Linked DNA regions of Homo sapiens: region 2 is linked to region 1. Evidence: read pairs that join two places in POLR2A ChIA-PET (ENCODE). Cell type or tissue: HepG2. All regions are shown on one strand. Links, peaks and the distances in the headings refer to the core of each region. The heading gives the core; the rest is flanking DNA.

Region 1 (10,487 bases), core at 1,258-9,257:
ACCAACAGTGTGTAAGCATTTCCTTTTCTCTGCAACCTCCTCAGCATCTGTTATTTTTTGACTTTTTAATAATAGCCATTTTGCCTAGTGTGAGATGGTATCTCACTGTGGTTTTTTTTCTTTACTTCAATAGGTTTTTGGGGGACAAGTAGTGTTTGGTTACATAACTAAGTTTCTTTAGTGGTGATTTCTGAGATTTTGGTGCATCCATTACCCGAGCAGTGTACACTGTATCCAATGTGTAGTCTTTTATCCCTCACCCCCTCCCACCTTGTCCCCCAAGTCCCCAAAGTCTGTTGTATCATTCTTACGTGTTTGCAACCTCATAGCTTAGCTTCCACTTATGATTGAGAATATCTGATGTTTGGTTTTCCATTCCTGAGTTACTGCACTTAAAATAATGGTTTCCAGTTTCATCCAGGTTGCTGTGAATGCCATTATTTTGTTCAATTTTATGTCTGAGTAGTATTCCATGGTATATAGATAGGTACAGATATAGACATATCACAATTTCTTTATCCAATCATTGATTGATGGGCATTTGGGCTGGTTTTACATTTTTGCAATTGGGAATTGTGCTGCTATAAACATGCATGAGCAAATATCTTTTTCATATAATGACTCATTTTCCTTTGTGTAGATACCCTGTAGTGGGATTGCTGGTTCAAATGGTAACTCTGCTTTTTAGTTCTTTAAGGAATATTTACACTGTTTTCCATAGTGTTTGTACTAGTTTACATTCCCATCAGCAGTGTAAAAGTGTTCCTTTTTCACCACATTCCCTCCAACATCTATTATTTTTTGATTTTTTTATTATGGCCATTCTTGCAGGAATAAGGTGATATCGCATTGTGGTTTTGATTTGCATTTCCCTGATCATTAGTGATATTGAGCATTTTTCATATGTTTGTTGGGCACTTGCATATCTTCTTCTGAGAATTATCTATTCATGTCCTTAGCCCACTTTTTGATGGGATTGTTTGTTTTATTCTTGCTTATTTGTTTGAGTCCCTTGTAGATTCTGGATATTAGTCCTTTGTGGGATGTATAGATTGGGAAGATCTTCTCACATTCTGTGGGTTGTCTGTTTACTCTGCTGATTGTTTCTTTTGTTGTGCAGAAGTTTTTTAGTTCAATTAAGTCCAACTATTTATCTTTGTTTTTGTTGCATTTGCTTTGGGGTTCTTGGTCATGAAGTCTTTGAATAAGCCAATGTCCAGAAGGGTGTTTCCAATGTTATCTTCTAGAATTTTTATGGTTTAAGGTCTTAGATTTAAGTCTTTCATCCATCTTGAGTTGATCTTTATATCCCATGAGAGATGAGGATCCAGTTTCATTCTTCTACATGTGGCTTGTCAAGTATCTCAGTACCATTCGTTGACTAGGGTGTCCTTCCCCTACTTCATGTTTATATTTGCTTTGTCAAAGATGAGTTGGTTGTAAGTATTTGCCTTTATTTCTGGGTTATCTATTATGTTTCATTGGTCTATGTGCCTATTATACCAGTACCATGCTGTTTTGGTGACTATGGTCTTACAGTATAGTTTGAAGTCAGGTAATGTGATGACTCCAGATTTGTTCTTTTTGCTTAGTCTTGCTTTGGCTATGCAGGCTCCTTTTTGGTGCCATGTGAATTTTAGAATTTTTTTTTCCTAGTTCTGTGAAGAATGATGGTGGTATTTTGATGGGAATTGCATTGAATTTATAGATTGCTACTGGCAATATGGTCATTTTCACAATATTGATTCTATTCATCCATGACCATGGGATATATTTCCATTTGTTTGTGTTATCTAAAATTTCTTTCAAAAGTATGTTGTAGTTTTCCTTGTAGAGGTCTTTCACCTCCTTGGTTAGGTATATTCCTAAGTATTTTTTTTCTGCAGCTATTGTAAAGGGGGTTGAGTTATTGATTTGATTCTCAGCTTGGTCGCTGTCAGTGTATAGAAGAGCTACTGATTTATGTACATTAATTTTGTATCATGAAGCCTGCTGAATTAATTTATCAGTTCTAGGGGCTTTTGGAAGGAGCCTTTAGGGTTTTCTAGGTATATGATCATATCATCAGCAAACAGTGACAGTTTGATTTCCTCTTTACTGGTTGGATGCCCTTTCTTTCTCTTGTCTGATTGCTCTTGCTAGGACTTCCAGTAATATGTTGAATTGAAGCGGTGAGAGTGGGCATCCTTGTCTTGTCCGAGTTCTCAGGGGGTATGCTTTCAACTTTTCCCCATTCAGTATTATGTTGGCTGTGAGTCTGTCATAGATGGCTTTTATTACATTAAGGTATGCCCCTTCTATGCCGATTTTGCTGAGGGTTTTAATCATAGAGCAATGCTGGATTTTCTCAAATGCTTTTGCTGTGTCTATTGAGATGATCTTGTGATTTTAGTTTTTAATTCTGTTTATGTGGTATATCACATTTATTGGCTGTGTATGTTGAACATCTCTGCATCCCGGGTATGAAACCCACTTGATCATGGTGGATTATCTTTTTGGATATGCTGTTGGAGTCGGTTAGCTATTATTTTGTTAAGGATTCTTGCATCTGTACTCAACAGGTATATTAGTCTGTAGTTTTCTTTTTTTGTTATGTTCTTTCAGTATAATGTATTTTTTGAAGGAAAACATGAATAAACCAATGTTGTATCTACTGAAGTCATTATTGGTGCTCTCTCTCACTTGCAACCTGCCTTCACCTAAGGTCATACGAAGCTTCTAGGGTTCCCTCCTCAGTTTCCTCCTTCTAGGGTTCCCTATCAGATTCAGATTCACCACTTTTTTTGTACCAAACTTATTTTAATGTTCCCTACAATGTTGAAATAAAATTCATAGATCACATGACCTATCTAGACACAAAATCTTTAAAACCATCAATATATTAAACTATAATACAAATAAAACATAAGACAAATGTCTAATAAAAATAAATGTATATAAATTTGCAAATAATCAAGTATGATTAAATTTGAAGATATAATGCAATGATATGAGGGTTGTATCTGTACATATAATGCCACAGCTACAAAGGCAGATGAGTCCAGGTGTGTAGTAGTGGTGGCTCAATTACCATAAGTATTGCTGCCTTAATGTTATTTTCTAAAATGGTAAAATAATCTGGATAACATTCCAAACAAAACAAGTAGAATTTCCCATGATTCACATAATGATTTATTTCTGAAAAATTTAAGGTATATGAAAATTATGCCAAAAAATGCTTTTTTTTCATTTGTTATACAGAATTAGATTCCAAACCAGAAAGATTATAAGCAAGCTTTTTATCCTCATGAATGCCTGGGGCCACTGAAAATCTGTGGGACACTGATCTGTGCATTGGAGGTGTTTACCATCTTCAGTGCACAGAGCTAAATGGCTCAATGCCAGGAGCACACCCTTCCTAATTAACCAAAATTGCCTTCAAAAGTTTCAAAACTTTCTGGGAGGCCATACTCGGCTTCCTGAAAACTTAAATTTTGAGCACACTTGAAGAGGCCCTTCTAGTCAACATTGGTCACAAGTGAGATGCTCCTGGACCAAAGCCATCCTGCTTCCTGGAGCCTGACACCGCTGAGATTTCAGGCCTTAGTTAGGAGCTGGGAGGCTTTACCAAGGTTGATAACCAACCCCAACCTAGCCTTCTCAGATGGACCTCATGACCATACCCCATGAAGCACTGGCTGCTTCCCAGAATGTAGCCACCCAGAGGATGTAGGTCCCTTTCCAGTAAAGAAAAAGTTTACCCTTCTCTCTTCCTTAAAGGCATCTTCCCTTCCCCATTATACTCACTCCAGCCACGGACATCACAATCTCTTCAAATTAAGCCAGCAGTTCTCAGAACGTGATCCAAGAAGTCTTGAGGTCCCTGAGACCCTCTCAGAGAGTCTGAGAGATCAAAAATATTGATATTATAATGTTAGGCACCATTTGCCTTTTTTATTCTTTCAGGAGTGTACAGTGGAGTTTTCCAGAGACTACATAATGTGATACCAGGATAGAATGAATGAACACAGAGCAGACCTGAGAATCCAGCTGTCTTCTTTAAGCTATTAAAGAGATTCATAAAACAAACACAAAGCCACTGATAGATAAAAACCTGTGTGAATATATCCCCTTGGGATCCTCAGTTACTTCTAACAGTGTCAAGGGGTCCTGAGGCCAAAAAGTTTGAGAACCGCTGGTTTAGACTTTCTCAAAAGACAGAAAAGTATTTACTTTCAACAGCTACTATTTCCACAGACCCACTAGCCCCTGAAGCTGGGAAACTAAGATTCAGAGCTGATTCCTTTCCTACAGTGATGCGAAGAGAGGGGCTGGCAGACAGAGGGAAAAAAACAAACAAACCAAAAATGGAAACAACAAAGCTCAGACTTTCACCTCAGTAGATATCCTCGGCTCACATACTTATCAGGCAATGAACATGACAGGCTGGGAGGAGGGTAGGGTGTGTATTTCATTTTCCACACCCAGATAATAGCCATTTAAAAATAAGTGGCCACCACTGGTAATAAACAGCACTCGCCATTCCCACTTACAACTCACTCGGCTTATTCATTCCTTCAGTTAAGAGCTATTGAGGGCCTGCTATGAGCAGGGAAGAAATGGAGTGTTATCCTCACCAACTAGCTTACAGCTAGGAAGAGACCTAAAGGCATAGAGAAAATGAACTCTAATAAAAGTTGAAGGTGAAACGGCCTAACACAAAGGCAAAAATTCAGTTCTATAGGGATTCTGAAGCTTGATTTTTCTGTTTGGAGCAGTGAGCATCATAGCAAGTTACAATTTGAGCCGAGACTCTGGAGAAATAGGCTGCAGAGATTAGACATAGTAGGGAAGGACTTGATGGTGAAGAATAGCATGAAAAAAGCAGAGAGGCAAGAACTGGGGAACAGGTTAGGAAACAGTCAGCTATAGCTAGTTTGGCTGGAATGCAGGGTGTGTGGAATTTACATATGGGAGATTGGGAAATAAAATTAGAGATGTACGTAAGGATCAGATCACAGAGAAGTTTCACTGTCAGGCTAAGGTTGTGACTAGGAAACCATAAGAAGACTTTGAGCTATTACCTTACAAGAGCTGTGCCTTAGAACAGTGAGCCTTGGTGTACAGTGTAGGATCAATTAAAGTAGGAGAAACTGGAAAAGTATAAAATAAAAGACAGGAAGAAGAACCAGGAAATAACATTTATCATGGGATGCATTATAACAGCAAACATTGGCAAGGGTATAGAACAACTATGACTTTTGTACACCGCTGCTTGGAGTATAAAGTTGAAAAGTCACTTCTCAGCATTTTGGCAATTTCCTGCAATGTTTAACTTGACCTTATGACCCAGCAATTTCACTAAGTGTTTGCCCAAAACACAAAAAAACCTAAGTCCACAGAGAAACTTGTACAATAATATGTCCAGCAACTGTGTTCAAAATATCTAAAAACTGGAAATAACCCAAATGTCCATCAAAAAATATTAAATAAATTATAGAATATTCATATAATAGAATATTTAACAATAAAAAGAATGAACTATGATACACCACAACATGGTTGAGTATCAAAAATGTGTTAAGTAAATAAAGAGTATGTGCTCTGTGATTTCACTTACCGTGTTTGAAATCTAAATTCAGAGAAAGTTAATCTTTTATAGAAATTATAGAAATCAAATAGTGGCTGCCTGGGGAGAGATGAGAAGGGAAGGGTGGGGAATGGACTGGAAGGAGCATGAGGGAACTCCCTGGAGGAATACAAATGCTTTGCATATTATTTGGGGTAGTAGTACACATATTATACAATTGTCTGAAACTCACAATCTGAACATGTGATACCTGTGCGTCTTATTTTGTAATAGTTCTGTCTTAGTTAGAAAAAATTCTAGGTCACTGAAAATGTAGCATTCACTCACCCTTCCTGAAAATAAAACTTACAACTAAAAACACTTATTTCTATTATCTGTGGAATCAATCAAAATTAATACAATGGCTGAAATCGTGGTTGGAAAAAAGCTTATTAGTGAGCAATAAAAAAAACTATAGGTGAAAATAAATGTGCTTAGATTTTTAAATCAATTTACTAATTTCTGTAAAAGACAATTAATGTGATAACATTAATACTTAAATTGTGGCCAAAAATTCTGAAAACAGTGGTGAATTTAAAGAAAAGGACATTATTTTAGTCTTGCTGCAGACAAAGCCAATATTACTCTCAAATACCATATTTTTATATTTAAAGTATTTATTGTAGACTCTAGTGAATGTCTTTTTGATTAAGCTCATGGTTCATAAAATTGGCTTTGAAAATAAAACTGATGTGTTTGCACTTATTTCTCACACTGCAAAGTAATATAGTGCTCACTGAAACGTGTCTTTCTATCTATTGAGTAGATAAAGCTCAGGTTTAAAAAAAGGTAGCATATAGCTTTATGCAATTAGCTTAGGAAGCAAAATTAAATTACAATTCATCATCTCTCACTCAGGTAAGCTCTATGTATATACTTAAGGTTACCTGTTTGGAAGTCAGGATTGTATGTTATGTTTAAAAACAAGATAGAGATCTGTGGAGTTTGTCATTCTAGTCACTTGCTTGGGAAGTAAACATGAGTTAAAAGTAGTTGGAAGTCCAAGAGGGAAAATATATCCTTGCACTGTGTGTAACTCATGTACCTCTCTCTAGAGGGAAAGCTAAGCTGCTACCTCTGGAGGGTGTTTTCCAGCGATAAGCAAATACGCAGTGATAAGATCTATGTAGAAATGGGATATTGTGTAGAAATGGGATATTGTGTAGAAAGTTGATTGAGTGGAGAGGGTCATGCAGTGTAATCTCCTGAAATACACTATAATTATTTGGATCTTTCCAGGTTCCCACTTTGGCCACTTAATTCTCTGAACCTCTACTACATGAAGAGACTAGAACTTGATTAGAAAAAAATGGAATGACTCTTAATGAGCAAGTGGATGAATAAATTGTGGTAAATCCCTACAAGTGACTATTAGAAAGCGAATGAGTAGAGTTAATTAATTCCATATTGACATTGTGCACTGTTTATGATACATTATGTAAGAAAAAAAAGCAAGATTCAGTATAATGTTCATTATAATAATATATTTTGGCAAAAACAAACCACAAGGACAAAAATTCCAATACAGATCTAAAAACAGTCCAACAAACAAATGTCATACTAGAAGAACAAATAATATTGTTTGGATTTAAGAGGAAAAATTTGACAGATCTGTTTATAATGCACACAGCAACTGCTATAAGGAAACAGCTCAGGAATGCATAGACTATGAAAGAAAAACCAGGAAAGATGAGTTAGCATGGATAGATGGATGCATGGATGGATGCATGGATGGATGCATGGATGGATGGATGGATGGATGGATGGATACATGGATGGATGCATGGATGGATGGATGGAAACATGAATGGATGGATGGATGGACGGACGGATACATGAATGAATGGATGGATGAATGGGTGGATGGATGGATGGATGGGTGGATGGATGGATGGATGGATGGATGGATGGATGGATGGATAGACGTAAATGAGGAAAAAATAAAGGGAAGAAGGAAAATTATTTTTCTTCAACAATCCAAAGACACTGTTCCTTTATTTTCACAGTATCTTATGCTTTTAATAATAATTCTATTGCTGAAATAACTTTTTTTCCTCTTCATCCTTAGTGTTCTCATATTTCATAATCAGGATCTAGATATGAGTCTTTTCTATTTAAAAAAACTTTTCTTTCAGCTCTGAAAAATATTTTTATATTGCTTCTTAGATAATTTAGAACCCTCAACTCCCCGTGTTCTTTCTTTCTGGCATAACTACTTGCTCGCTGTTGTACCTTCTTGATATATCCTTTATGTCTCTTATTATTTCTTTACAACTTTCTGTCTTGTTTTCTTGTTGTTCTACATTTTAAGAATTTCTTCACTTTTTGTCTCTTTTACTTAAAATGATTCTTTCATACACTTTATTCCATTTTATAGCATCCTGTTCTTGCCTTATGGATACAATAGCTCTGTAAATTGGTATTTCCACGTTCTCTTCTGTGCCCTGAATTCTCTCTCTCTCTCTCTCACACACACACACACACACACACACACACACACACAGAGAGAGAGAGAGAGAGAGAGAGAGAGAGAGAGAGAGAGAGAGAGAGAGGGAGATTATATTATCCTAAAACAGGAGACTAGGAGTTGGAACTGTAGTTAGAAAATGAGAGATGTCCACAGATTTCTGGAAAATAGGTAACATTATTAGGTTGGTGCAAAAGTAATTGCAGTTTTTGCATTACTTTATTACAAAAATCACAGTTACTTTTGCACCAACCTAATAAAAAGTGGTGACGACCAAGGAATAGGTGAGGAAAAAGGAAGAAAAGTTCCATCTTAGAATGGATGCTGAGGAATGTATGTGGCAGAAGAAGCCTACTGACCTGGTGAAAATGGGTTGCAGTTCCAATACCGAGATGACTCCAGGTAATTCAGAACTTTCACTATTGTTTATGAGATCAAATATACAAGGGTATGTAATACATATAGTTTAAAGAATTGAGCGTGTTTCCATCACTCAGTTTTAAAATTACCCATATTTTAGAACCTTCCTTGTGTCTCTTTCAGATTACATCCCTCTCTCATTCCTGATGTTGATTTGTGTGTGAATCATTTTTCTCTTTCAGTTTTTAAAGGTTTTTCTATCTATGTATCTGTAAATACATATATCAGATATGATTTTTATATAATTTTATATGATATATGTTATGTGTGCATATAACTTAGTTTTGCTTGGTTTTGAACTTATATAAATAGAATTATGCTATAAGTATTCTTCTAAGACTTGCTTCTGCATTCAACATTGTGTTTTTGAGGTTCATCCATGTTGAGGCATTTAGCTGTTATGTATTTATTCATTTTTCACTGCTGAATTTTATTTCATTATGTGACTATATTACTATTTATTGATTCAGTTTACTTTAATCAAAATTACGTGGTTCTCAACTTGGGGCTAGTCTGAATCATGATGTTATGAACATTCTTATGCACATATTCTATTACATGAGTACTGTACACAATTCTCTCTTGAAATAGATTCTTGTATTACAGAAATGCATAGGTTCTGTACCATACTAGATGCTAAACTGGTTTCCAAAGTTCTTGTGCTGTTTATTACATCCCAACCAACAGTGGATGGAAGTTTTAGTTCCCCTACATCTTAATCATTTTCAAACATTTAAAATCTTACCAAAATGGTAGTATACAATGGTGATCCATTTTGGTTTTAATTTTAATTCTTATTACTACAAATACATTTTAGGATTATTTTGAGCCACCTGTATTTTTTTTGGCTGTGAAAATTTTTGTTTATGCCACCTGACCATTTCTCCCCAAGATTTCGAGTTTTTTCTTAAACTGCCTATAAAAGAGGCTATCAGTTTGCTCATGATCTTTGATACTCACTAACAGTCATATTTGTTATTTATGAAATTTCCATATGGTCCTCCACATTTCTCAGTTCCCTTAGAGTTATATGGAATCACATGGCTAATTTATGAGGAAAGGCCTATTACAAGTCACTTCTAAGCCAAAGAATTTACAAGCTGGCACATGACCCTCTCATTCTTGCTATCCGTGCCACAGTGACAAAACAAGCCACAGGGTTCTCAAAAGTACAACTACAAGGCCAGGACGGCTCTGTTTGCCTGGATCCCTGAGTGATTCTGAGGAGCAGAGCACATACCCACACCCACTCACTCCAGACAACTCACACTGGATTTGTACTCTGAGAAATGTGAGGAGTAATTTGTTACTACTGCATAGTCTAGTCTAACACTGACTATACTTGCTCTTCTATGAATCAAATTTCCAGGCAGGCAGAAGTTTGTTCTGAGCTCTGTATTATATTTCACAGGACCATTTGTCTATTCCAGCATGAACAGCATGCTATCTCAATTATTATAATAATAATATTTTTCAATTTCAGTAGAAAAAAAGTCTCTATAACTTGTTCTGTCTTCAGGGGTGTTTCGTCTATTTTTGCCTTTTTATTCTTTTAGATAATTTTAGAATCTTCTTTTCAAGCTTCATGCCTAAAAATCCCTACTGAGATTTTGCTTGCAATTGCATTAAATATACAGATCAATTTGGTGAGAATTTACATCTTTGGTATACTGAATCCTTCATTTAGGTATGTTGTATATTCTGCACTTTATTTAGATTTTTAAAAAATGTTTTTCAATATATTTTATTTTTCCATAAAGCATTTATACAACTTTTAGTATATCAATCCCTAAGTAATTTATATTTTTATGTTTCTTTTCCTAAATGGCATATGTTAAAATTGCTTCATACAATTAATCACTATCGGTTTATGACTATTCAATTAATTTTATATTTTGATTTGTATCCAGCTACCTTATTAATTCTATTATTATTTCTAATATTTAACTAAACTTTCTTTTAGGTGTATAATATAGACAATTGTATCATCTA
Region 2 (10,487 bases), core at 1,479-9,478, 81 kb after region 1:
GGAAGGAACAGGCAGAATATTTCCTGTTCTGCAGCCTCCGCTGGTGATACCCAGGCAAACAGGGTCTGGAGTGGGCCTCCAGCAAACTCCAGCAGACCTGCAGCAGAGGGGCCTGACTGTTAGAAGGAAAACTAACAAAACAGAAAGGAATAGCGTCAACATCAACAAAAAGGACGTCCACACAAAAACCCCATTCGAAGGTCACCAACATAGAAGACCAAAGGTCGATAAATCCATGAGGATGAGGAAAAACCAGCACAAAAAAAGGCTGAAAACCAGAATGCCTCTTCTCCTCCAAAGGATCACAACTCCTCGCCAGCAAGGGAACAAAACTGGACGGAGAATGAGTTTGACGAATTGACAGAAGTAGGTTTCAGAAGGTGGGAAATAACAAACTCCTCCAAGCTAAAGAAGCATGTTCTAACCCAATGCAAGGAAGCTAAGAACCTTGAAAAAGGTTAGACGAATTGCTAACTAGAATAACCAGTTTAGAGAAGAACATAAATGACCTGATGGAGCTGAAAAACACAGCACAAAAACTTCGTGAAGCATACACAAGTATCAATAGCCAAATTGATCAAGCGGAAGAAAGGATATCAGAGATTGAAGATCAACTTAATGAAATAAAGCGTGAAAACAAGATTAGGGAAAGAAGAATAAAAAGGAACGAACAAAGCCTCCAAGAAATATGGGACTATGTGAAAAGACCAAACCTACATTTGATTGATGTACCTGAAAGTGACAGGGAGAATGGAACCAAGTTGGAAAACACTCTTCAGGATATTATCCAGGAGAAAAATGTTTAACCTGATTTGGTGTTTAATGAAAACTTCTGGGTAAAAGAGAAAGTTAAATTGGGATCTAGACGCTGATGAATAAATAGTAAGGCAAAGGGTGAATCAAGAGAGAAAAGGAATCTCTAAGAAGAGAGAATATGGTGCAAGATGGTCCAGAGGTTAGAGAAAGCATTGTACATTCAAGGAACCACGGAATTCCAATGACCGAGTGTTGTGAATGAGAGTGGGAGTATGTGGGCAGAAAGACTGCTGAGAGGCAAGCAGGGGCCAGACTATAATGGGTTCTTTTAGTAAGCCATGGACATGTATTATAAGAACAATGGGAAAGTATTGAAGGACTTCAGGCAAAGGAATGCATATTTGTAGACAGAAAGATAATTCTGTCTACCCTGTGAGAAATGGATTGCAGAAAGACAACAGAGAGATCAAAAAAGACATTAAGAGGTTGATGCAGATATACAGGTTTAAAAAAATCTAGGTGAGATGGTTGGCCTGGGACCAAGGTAGTGACAATAGGGTTGGTGACAAGAGAAAAGGCCAGGAGATGTTTAAGAGGTAGAGTTAGAGATGGTTGATTTGACCTAGGAAAATAGGAAGAAGGACAAATCAAAGACCACATCCAGGTTTATGAGAGGTAGCAGAAGGTGGTGTCATTCACTGAGATGGGTAATAGAGAAGCAAGATCCAGTTGGAGGGAGAAAGTAGTCAACTCATTTTTTGACAAGTTGAGTTTGAAGAACTGGCAGCTAAACTTAAAGATCTGGACTTCTGGAAAAAGTCTCAGTGGGATACTGTAACATCTTCAGTTTATCTTCAGCATGTCGACAGGAATCAAAGCCAGGGAAGTAGACAAGATCTTCCAGGGTAAGTTCATGGAGAAAAAAGAGAAAGGATGAAAAGAAAGTGAAGAACTTCAGAAAATTTAATAGATTTCAGAGACAGAGTCCCAATTCAAGACGAAAAGCAAAGTGACAAGAAAAAAAGTTAACAGTAGTTTAGAAACGAGGTTATTTGTGCTTGAACTAGGAAAGAGGCAGGTGGAAGGAAAAGGAAATTAATTATAGAGAATATTTAGGAGGTATCAATAAGTCTTGGTGGCTGAGTGTACAGAAGATAAGATAGAAGGAGGAAAATAGGGGAATCTCAAGTTCTAGTTTGGGCAGATACATGGATAGCAACATCACATCCATTACAATGAAATGGTTCTGTTGGCAAAATGGTGGCCACAGACAGCTTTGAGGACATAAAGGTTCTTGAGTTATAAAGGATAAAGAAACAGTTAAATCAAGCAGGAGACAACTCAGCATGCTTCCAGAGACGCAGGTTTCTCTGGTCCTAGTAGAGCTGACAATGTAACTGGGAAAATGGGATTTGAAGGGGAATTCTCCTTGGGCATTCTCACAGTGATCTCCATGGCCCCTAACCCCACCAGCTGCACTGTTCTAGAGGCTCTTATCACCAGTCGGCCTGCTCCCCAGGTACAAGTAACTAATGCATAATAAATCAGCACATTTCAGAGCACAGGGACAAAGGCTGAACCAAATGTAAATTTCTCAGGTGTGGCATTTCTTGGAAGGCTTAGGCTTCAAATCTACAATCTATTTTCTAACCTTTCAGTGTATTTGCTCTATTAAACTAGCAGGTCTAATCTTCTTGTTTATCTAAAGCAATTTCTTACATTTTATCAGGAAAAAAAATACACATGAAGAGTTGTTTCCTAGAAAGCCTACTCTGGGATGGGGGCCTGAATGCAGGAAGGTTATTGGGGTGTGCTCCTGGGATCAGCACCTGTGAGGCAGAGAAGGAAATGGCATGGCTCAGGAGGGAGGGGAGTTGGAGAGGAAAGAGGGGATGGAGTGAGTTGTGATGATGCAGACCCAGCAAAGGCCTCAACGAATCCCACAAGGAGTTCCGGAGATGAGAGGGCCTTTCAAGAGTCATCTGAGCTGAGGGAAGGGGGCTAGATCTTTTTACTCCTGCATTGATAGAAGCTGCCACCAGGGATCTTGGTGGAGGAAGATCCCTTCAGACCCAGGCAATCCTCATGGAGCTGTAAGCCTCCAATGCTCCTAGCAACTAGGGGAATGGATGCATCAGTTCTGAACGATGGGCTATGGACATCAAATGGCAGCCTGCACTTCAACACTTGCCCCTGTTGCTACAAGAACTGCTCGAACCGCCCCACAGGAGAAATGCATTGCATTAAATAAATTAATGATTTACCTTTCTTTACAAAATAAATGGTTTCCATCCTATCTGATCTCTGTGAGGTCCAGAGCAATAGTCAATAGACTCATGTAGATAAATGTGCCTTTCACATGGCATACCTTTTATTATTTGTTCAATTTGAGTCCCGTTAGAGACTTACAGCATTTCAGAGTGACAGGTTCTAATTAACTGCAGTCACTATCTTTCTGATGGGACTTGATCTCCCAACCCTGTCCATAGACTGACGCTTTAACTTTTTTTCTTTTTTTTTTTTTTGAGACGGAGTCTCACTCTGTCACCCAGGCAGACTAATGCAATCTCGGCTCACTGCAAACCTCCACCACCTGGGCTCAAGTGATCCTCCCACCTCAGCTTCCCGAGTGGCTGGGACCACAGGCATGTGCCACCACGCCTGGCTAATTTTTTATATTTTTGGTAAAGACAGGGTTTTGCCATGTTGCCTAGGCTGGTCTCAAACTGCTGACCTCAAGTGATCCATCCACTTTGGCCTCCCAAAGTGCCACCGCACCCAGCCCATCCTTAATCTTTTTTTTTTTTTTTTTTAAGAGAGAGTCTCACTCTGTCAAACAGGATGGAGTGCAGTGGTGCAATCTTGGCTCACTGCAACCTCCACCTCCCAGGTTCAAGTGATTCTCCTGCCTCAGCCTCTCAAGTAGATGGGACTACAGGCGTGCAACACCATGCCTGGCTAATTTTTGTATTTTTAGTACAGACAGCGTTTCACTATGTTGGCCAGGCTGGTCTTGAACTCCTGACCTCATTATCTGCCTGCCTCAGCCTCCCAAAGTGCTGGGATTACAGGCATGAGCCACCGCACCTGGCTCCCTTTAATCTTTTAATACCATCCCCAGTCCTTTACATCTGATAGTATTCTTGCTTTCTGTAAATAAGCTGTCTGATGCACATTTTGAATTCTCTTGCTCAAAACATGAAACATCCTATTTCCAGTGACACTTCATTCTTTTCAGCAGAAATGAGCATTATTCTATTCTAAAAGCTGGTTCCTAGGAGTGCAGAATACACTGCCCCACATGACAAGCCAGCCATGGGCAAAATGACACCAGAAAAGAGAATGCATTCATGAAGTGATGGTGGAAAATAAAAATTATGATTTTTTAAAAGATCATAAGTGAATGTTCTTATATCCACCTTTACTCATTTACTCTTCTTTCCTTTTCTTAATCAAATATAAGAATTTATTAATCCAATTTCACTATTTTCTCTTTCTCTGTGATGACTTGTCTCATACAGCCTTCCATTCAAATTAACGTGTTGTCCAAACTTATCTCTATTTATTTCTCCTTCTTTTTATTTCTAACTCAAATATTCTGAAATTGGTTCCCAAACATAAAGGCTCTGATCATCCTCTTTATCTGAATCACTTGAGTATTAACTGAAAAGAATAGAAAAATCAAAACCTCCTTCCAAGACAGCACTAAAAAGCTCAAGTTAGACTCCACTAACAATCAGTAGATCTTAACAAAAAGGACAAGATGCAAAGTTAATATTTTGCTTAAATGCGACTCTTTAGTTTTGGGCCAAGAATATCTCTTTGTTTTAATAAAAGACAACTTTAGAGTTGAACCACAAGTTCTCAAAAGTCCCTAGATAATTTATTTTTGCAATGATGTAACAGTCCAACTTTGCAAAATCCAGAAGAGAATGTCAGCAAATATAATCAATTAATGTCGAGCATCATCAGAGATTAGAAAATACTTCAAGTGCAGCCAATTCTACAGGTCCGCATTTCTCAAGTCGCTATGGTCCCAATATCAAACAAGTTCTGCAAAATCCGATATAACATGGCACCAATGGTAATTCTGTGTTCACATTAAATCCAGGTATTTCCTAGTACCCACACAAGTAAATCACAGACATTTCTGGCCCATCTTCAGAGATTTTTACTCCCACCGAAAACAAAGTGGGTTCAGCAAGCTGCAGCTGTAGAAAATTTTAGGACAAATATCTAAATGTTTGCATAAATTATAAATTGTTATTTTGCATCCACATTTTGCATCCTGATACATTAACAGTATTAGCCCAGAGAAACTTTCTTCTGAAGGATGAGGTCCATTAAGGTGACTGGGTATGAGATATGGTCTTGTCCAAAACAGACAGCCCAGGCACTGGTCTTCCTGTTTGGACCTGCATAGATCCGAACCCAAAGTTTCATTGGGGTATCTCTAGGAACGTAATATACTAATAAGTATGCAGCTTATGGGATAGAAATATTAGACCAGTGCTTTGCAGACTTGGCTACCCATTGGAATCACTGAGAACCTTTAAAAGATACAAATACCTAGGCTTTTCTCACAGATATCCTGATTTAATTGCTTTGTGATGCAGCCTTGGTAGTGGGGGGTGAGGCAGAGGGGAGGGCTGGTCAAACAAGCTTCCCAAGTGATTCTCATCCGCATACAAAATTGCAAATCAGTGTTTTAGAGCAATGCTTCTCAAACTTCATCATGCACACAGATTATCTGGGGATCATGTTAAAATGCAGATTCTGCTTCAATGGTTTTGGGTGGGGCCAAGATTCTGTAGCTATAAACAAGCTCCCAGGTGAAGCCAATGCTGCTAGTCTAAGACCACATGTTGATCCTTCCGTAACCGAGCCCAGATTCATTCTGCTCATCACACGACACCCAATAAGTTGACAGACATGGAGTTGGAGCAAGGAAGGTGACCTTATTTCGAAGACCCAGCAGACCAAGAAGATGGTAAACTAATGTCCCAAAGAACCAACCGTCAACACAAATTTCAGTCTCTATGTTAAGGGCAGAGGGAAGACAATGGGGCTCTGTTCAAGAGGTGACCAAAGACCATGGACATCTGGGCACCAGCAAGGTTCTGTGGAGGTTTGGAACATTTTGGCCTTGACCAGGTCACAATGCTCCTATAAATCTTTAACAAAACATAGTTGTTTACATATCTCCCCTTTAATCTCAGAGTTAAATTCAAAAAACTACATGACTGCTGTTTTTATGTTTTATTTCAGTGCCCTAAAATTATCCTAGCCTGTGTGCAGGAATGGGTAAAGGCTGCTTAAACAAAAATGGAATTTGCTGTGTTAGTTCTTTCGCTGTTTCACTGTTACGTCGCTAGTATCGCCTGAGAGCTTGCTAGAACTCTCAGACCCAGCCCAGCATCTTTAGTTTATCATGATCCTCAGGTGATACAGATACACATTAAAGTTTGAGAAGCACTGCTATTCTAAAGGTTCTCAATTTGCAATTCGGCTACCACCTGCATTCAGGTGCAGGCAGCGCCATCCCTTGAAACCTCCAGGTGTCTATCCCCTTTCACATGCACAGCTATCCTACTATCCCTTACAGGAAAGATGGTCTTAGCCCATCTGTGCTTTATTGTGGTAGACTTTGGCAATTAACGGTTACAGATCAACAGCTGATAATACCAGATCAATGCTTTACAACCTTGGCTGCACATTGTAGCTGTTCTGCCCCACACATTCATCATTACTAGCTTTCTGTCTCCGGTACTGCCTCCAATATCTCTTTTACCACCCCCACAAACTCCACCCTTGGAGCCCTCAAGCCCTTGATTTTAAGATCTTTTCATTCTCCTGTTATATTTCAGGTTCTCTTTTCCTTTCTTCTAACCATCTTAAATTCCATGGGCTTTGAAACGACCTCATCTTGATACCCACCCCCATGCTGACTGGTCGCCCTTCAAATTCAGCACCACTAGCCTCAAGATAGCCCTTGGTGCTGCCTGCCTATCACTCTGTTACTTAGGGCCTCTAGTCACTGACTGTTCTAAGTGGCAACTTCGTACTTTCCCCTTTCCCCTCAAACCTGCAACATTTCTTGTACCTCCTGACTTTCAGCTAATAATCTTGCTTCTATCAACTACAGAAAAAAAATAAGCTTTTAAAGAATTAAAATTACTTTTATTTAGCAGTCTTCCTGAGGACTGTAGACTGAAGCCTAGAGCCTCAGAGTAGCCCTTTAGACAGATCCTATCAGACTGCTCCAATGCAGCATTTCAGTTCACAGTTTATATACAGGTAGCAAAGATTCAGTATACGCAAAATCGCATCTAAGTTTGGGTGCAAGAGTACATCTGATTATAGTTTACAGAAGCATAACCACTAACCCCATCAGACATTAACTTATGTGTAGGAGAAGGCAAGAGCTAAAGTTATTTATTTATTTATTTATTTATTTATTTATTTATTTATCTGGGGGATTGTCCTACTTTATTTATTTTTTAATTTTTTTTATTTGTATGAATTTAAGGGGTAAGAATGCAGTTTTGTTACATAGATATATTGTGTAGTGGTGAAGTATAGGCTTTTTGTATAACCATCACCTGAATAATGTGCATTGTACCCATTAAGTAATTTCTCATTCCCCTACCTCCTCCCACCCTCCCACCCTTCCAACTTTCCAGTGTCTCTTATTTTACTCTCTACATCCATGTGTGTGCATTATTCAGCTCCCACTTAGAAGTGAGAACATGTAGTATTTGACTTTCTGTGTGTGAGTTGTTTCACTTAAGATAACAGCCTACCATTGCATCCCTGTTGCTGCAAAAGACATAATTTTATTCTTTTTTGTGGCTGAATGGTATTCCATTGTGTGTGTGTGTGTGTGTGTATGCACACACCACATTTGCTTTATCCAATTGTTGATGGACTGTTAGGTTGATTTCACATCTTTGCTGTTTTCAACGGTGCTACAATAAATACATATCTTTCTGATATAATAATTCCTTTTCCTTTGAGTAAATACCCAGTAGTGGGATTGCTGGATCAAATGGTAATTCTATTTTTAGTTCTTTGAGAAATCTCCATACTGTTTTCCATAGAAGTTGTACTAATTTAATTCCCACCAACAGTGTATAAACATCCTTTTTTCTCCACAATCTTGCCAACATCTGTTATTGTTTTGGCTTTTTAATAATAGACATTCTGAAGTAATTTATCTTTTGAGGAATACCGTGACTCAGGGAAGAGACATGGGGGTGCATATGCTCTACCTTGTTTTGTCTTCGAAGCATCTTTCTAGAAAGCTGCATATCATCACAGAGTCAGGGGCCTTGTGAAATTATGCAGGCAAGCAGAAATGAGGAAAAAACAGCTTCTAACATTTGTTACTTTGTCTCACACTTCCTATTTCATTGAGAAAATAGAAAAAGGTCAGCCCATCCACCTGCCCCCTCCACCACCTACCTGCTATTGTGCTCATATACTTGGCCTTCCACCTGCCACCACGGGACAGGTGTCTGGGTTCCTATCGAGGCCACCTGTGCGCTAGCTCACAGTCATCAGCAGTCATTCAGCCTTGACACATCCAAAACTGTGGGTTGAGTTTCCCCTCCAAACCTGTTCTTTTCACAATCTCCAGGTAAGTAAATGGCAACTCCACCAGTCCAGGTGCTCTGGACAAAACCTGTGAGTCAGCTTTGACTCAGCTCTTTCCTTTGTACCCAAAGTCAAATCTGTAGGCCAATACTGTCAGTTGTATGTTCCAAATACACTGTATTTGTTATCAGACTACTTCTTACCACCCCTGCTGCTACAAGCTTTGTCCAAACCACCATCTCCTCTCACCTCAGATGTACCCTGCTTCCACCCTTGAACCCAACAGTCTCTTCTCCACTAACAAGCAATGTGATGTTTAAAATCCTAAGTCAGGTCACAGCACATGTCTGGCCAGAACCCTTTAACATCTTCCCATCTCCTTCCAAGCAGAGCTGCCAGAGACTCTGCAGAACGCAGCCTCTCTTATGTCTCTAACTTCATCCCTTCTCCTCCTCTTCACTCCCAAGCACTGCTTCAGACACTAGGACCTCCTTGCTCTTCCTCAGACACTACCCACACGTGCCTGCCTCAGGTAATTTCCACTTACATAGCCCTCTGCCTGGAATGGCCCTCCCTAGGGTATCTGCATATCTCACTCTTTGACTCAGCTATCACCAAGAAACCAATAGCTTTAAATGCAGCCAGAATCACTGGCCAACACAATCCCCCATCTCCCCCACCAGGCTTGGATCTAAATATCTTCTGGCTAAAAAGCAAGAAGGGGCGAAAGTTGTCCACAGTTGTATCTGGCAGAGCATGTGCCATAGGCTAAGAAGGCAACCCCAAAATACCAAAGGCCGAGAAATATTTTGCTAAATAAGATAACTGGTAAAATCAGATCATAGTCTCCCACAGTGAATACTCAACAGAGACCAACATCTCTTTGTAGATATATATGTACAAGATATATATTTTTATTTGTATAATACAGAAACATATATATTTACACACACACATATCACTTGCACAAAGCCAGTATGTGAATGAGCGGGTTAAGACAAGCCCGAATGAAAAGCCACTTCTTAAACTAATGTTTTCTTCTTTTTCCTTTTTATTATGGAATTAGTGCACCAAAGCAAGCATTATTTTATCTTTGTGCATGCATTTTTTCTGTCTCTTCTGTGCACTTAACTACACTTAACGTTCGTGTGTACTTACTCTGTCCTTTATGGGATCACATCATACATCTTGTGTGACTTGTTTTTTTCCCCTAACTCTGGCTTTGAAGATATTTATATGCCAATACAGAACTACTTCATTCCTTTTAATAGCTGCACGATATTCCATAATATTCCATGATACTCCATATATGGGAATGCCATAATATACTTATTCCCATTTTTATTTTCATAAATAACTTGTCCATGATCAGTATATGCATTTATTCTAGGATAATTCCTGGAAGTGGCTTTCTGAGTCCAAGGCATGCACATTTTAACTTCTGAGACATACTGCCAATTTGCCTTTCAAAAATGCTTGCCTAGACCGACTCCAGTGAACAGTATCTAACAATGCATGCTTCCTTGCCAGCACTTGGTAGATTGATTATTATCAACATTTAAAAATTGTTTGGCTAATCTGATGGGTGAACATTATTTATTTTTGTCTTAATTTGCATTTTCCTGATTAATAGTATGACTGCACTTCTTTAAATATACTTTTTAGTTCTTCACACTTAACTCTTCTCAGACTGGCAGTTCCTATCCTTTGCTCATAATTTTATTAAACTTTTTGAAAATTGATTTAGAGGAACTCTATGTGCTCTTATATCAATAATTTTTCCATTAAATGTGTTTTAAATATTTCTCCAATTCTGTTTCTTGGCTCTTAACTTTATTTGCATTATATTTAGCCGCACATAAATGTGGAAACATTTATGTTTTCATTGTTGTTATTAGTTTTGATGTTAGTTTTCTTTTTTTCTCTTTGGGAAGGGGTGTTAGTCGTGTTTATAAAATGTTCCTACAGTTTCATTCAGAACTTTTGTGATTTGGGCTTTTATTTTAAACATTTGGTCCATAAATCTATTCATCCATCTAGTTTATTTCTATGTGCTGTCTGAGGTAAAGGACTATTTTTTAAATTTTTTTTAAATTTTATTTATTTATTTATTTATTTATTTATTTTTTGAGACA

Evidence for each region. Peaks named below come from ENCODE experiments on the same cell type or tissue, not always from the same donor. Only the 100,000 strongest peaks of a DNase experiment are listed, where the experiment ranks them.
Region 2: POLR2A ChIA-PET joins it to region 1 with 31 read pairs; 1 of 35 experiments calls an interaction of 5 or more read pairs at or near these places.

Annotation. Positions count from the first base shown.
Region 1 is chr20:12,972,505-12,982,991 of GRCh38, forward strand. No RefSeq gene overlaps it. Among named protein-coding and RNA genes, the nearest start is that of LINC01722, 25 kb to the left of the region's middle. In HepG2, for the core only: a CTCF peak has its summit at 6,669; DNase peaks (open chromatin) are centred at 4,357, 5,247 and 6,667; H3K4me3 peaks cover 2,182 bases.
Region 2 is chr20:13,053,191-13,063,677 of GRCh38, forward strand. The region is part of intron 2 of SPTLC3 (serine palmitoyltransferase long chain base subunit 3); the gene reads left to right. Among named protein-coding and RNA genes, the nearest start is that of SPTLC3, 49 kb to the left of the region's middle. In HepG2, for the core only: no CTCF peak of the experiment used is centred there; a DNase peak (open chromatin) is centred at 5,861.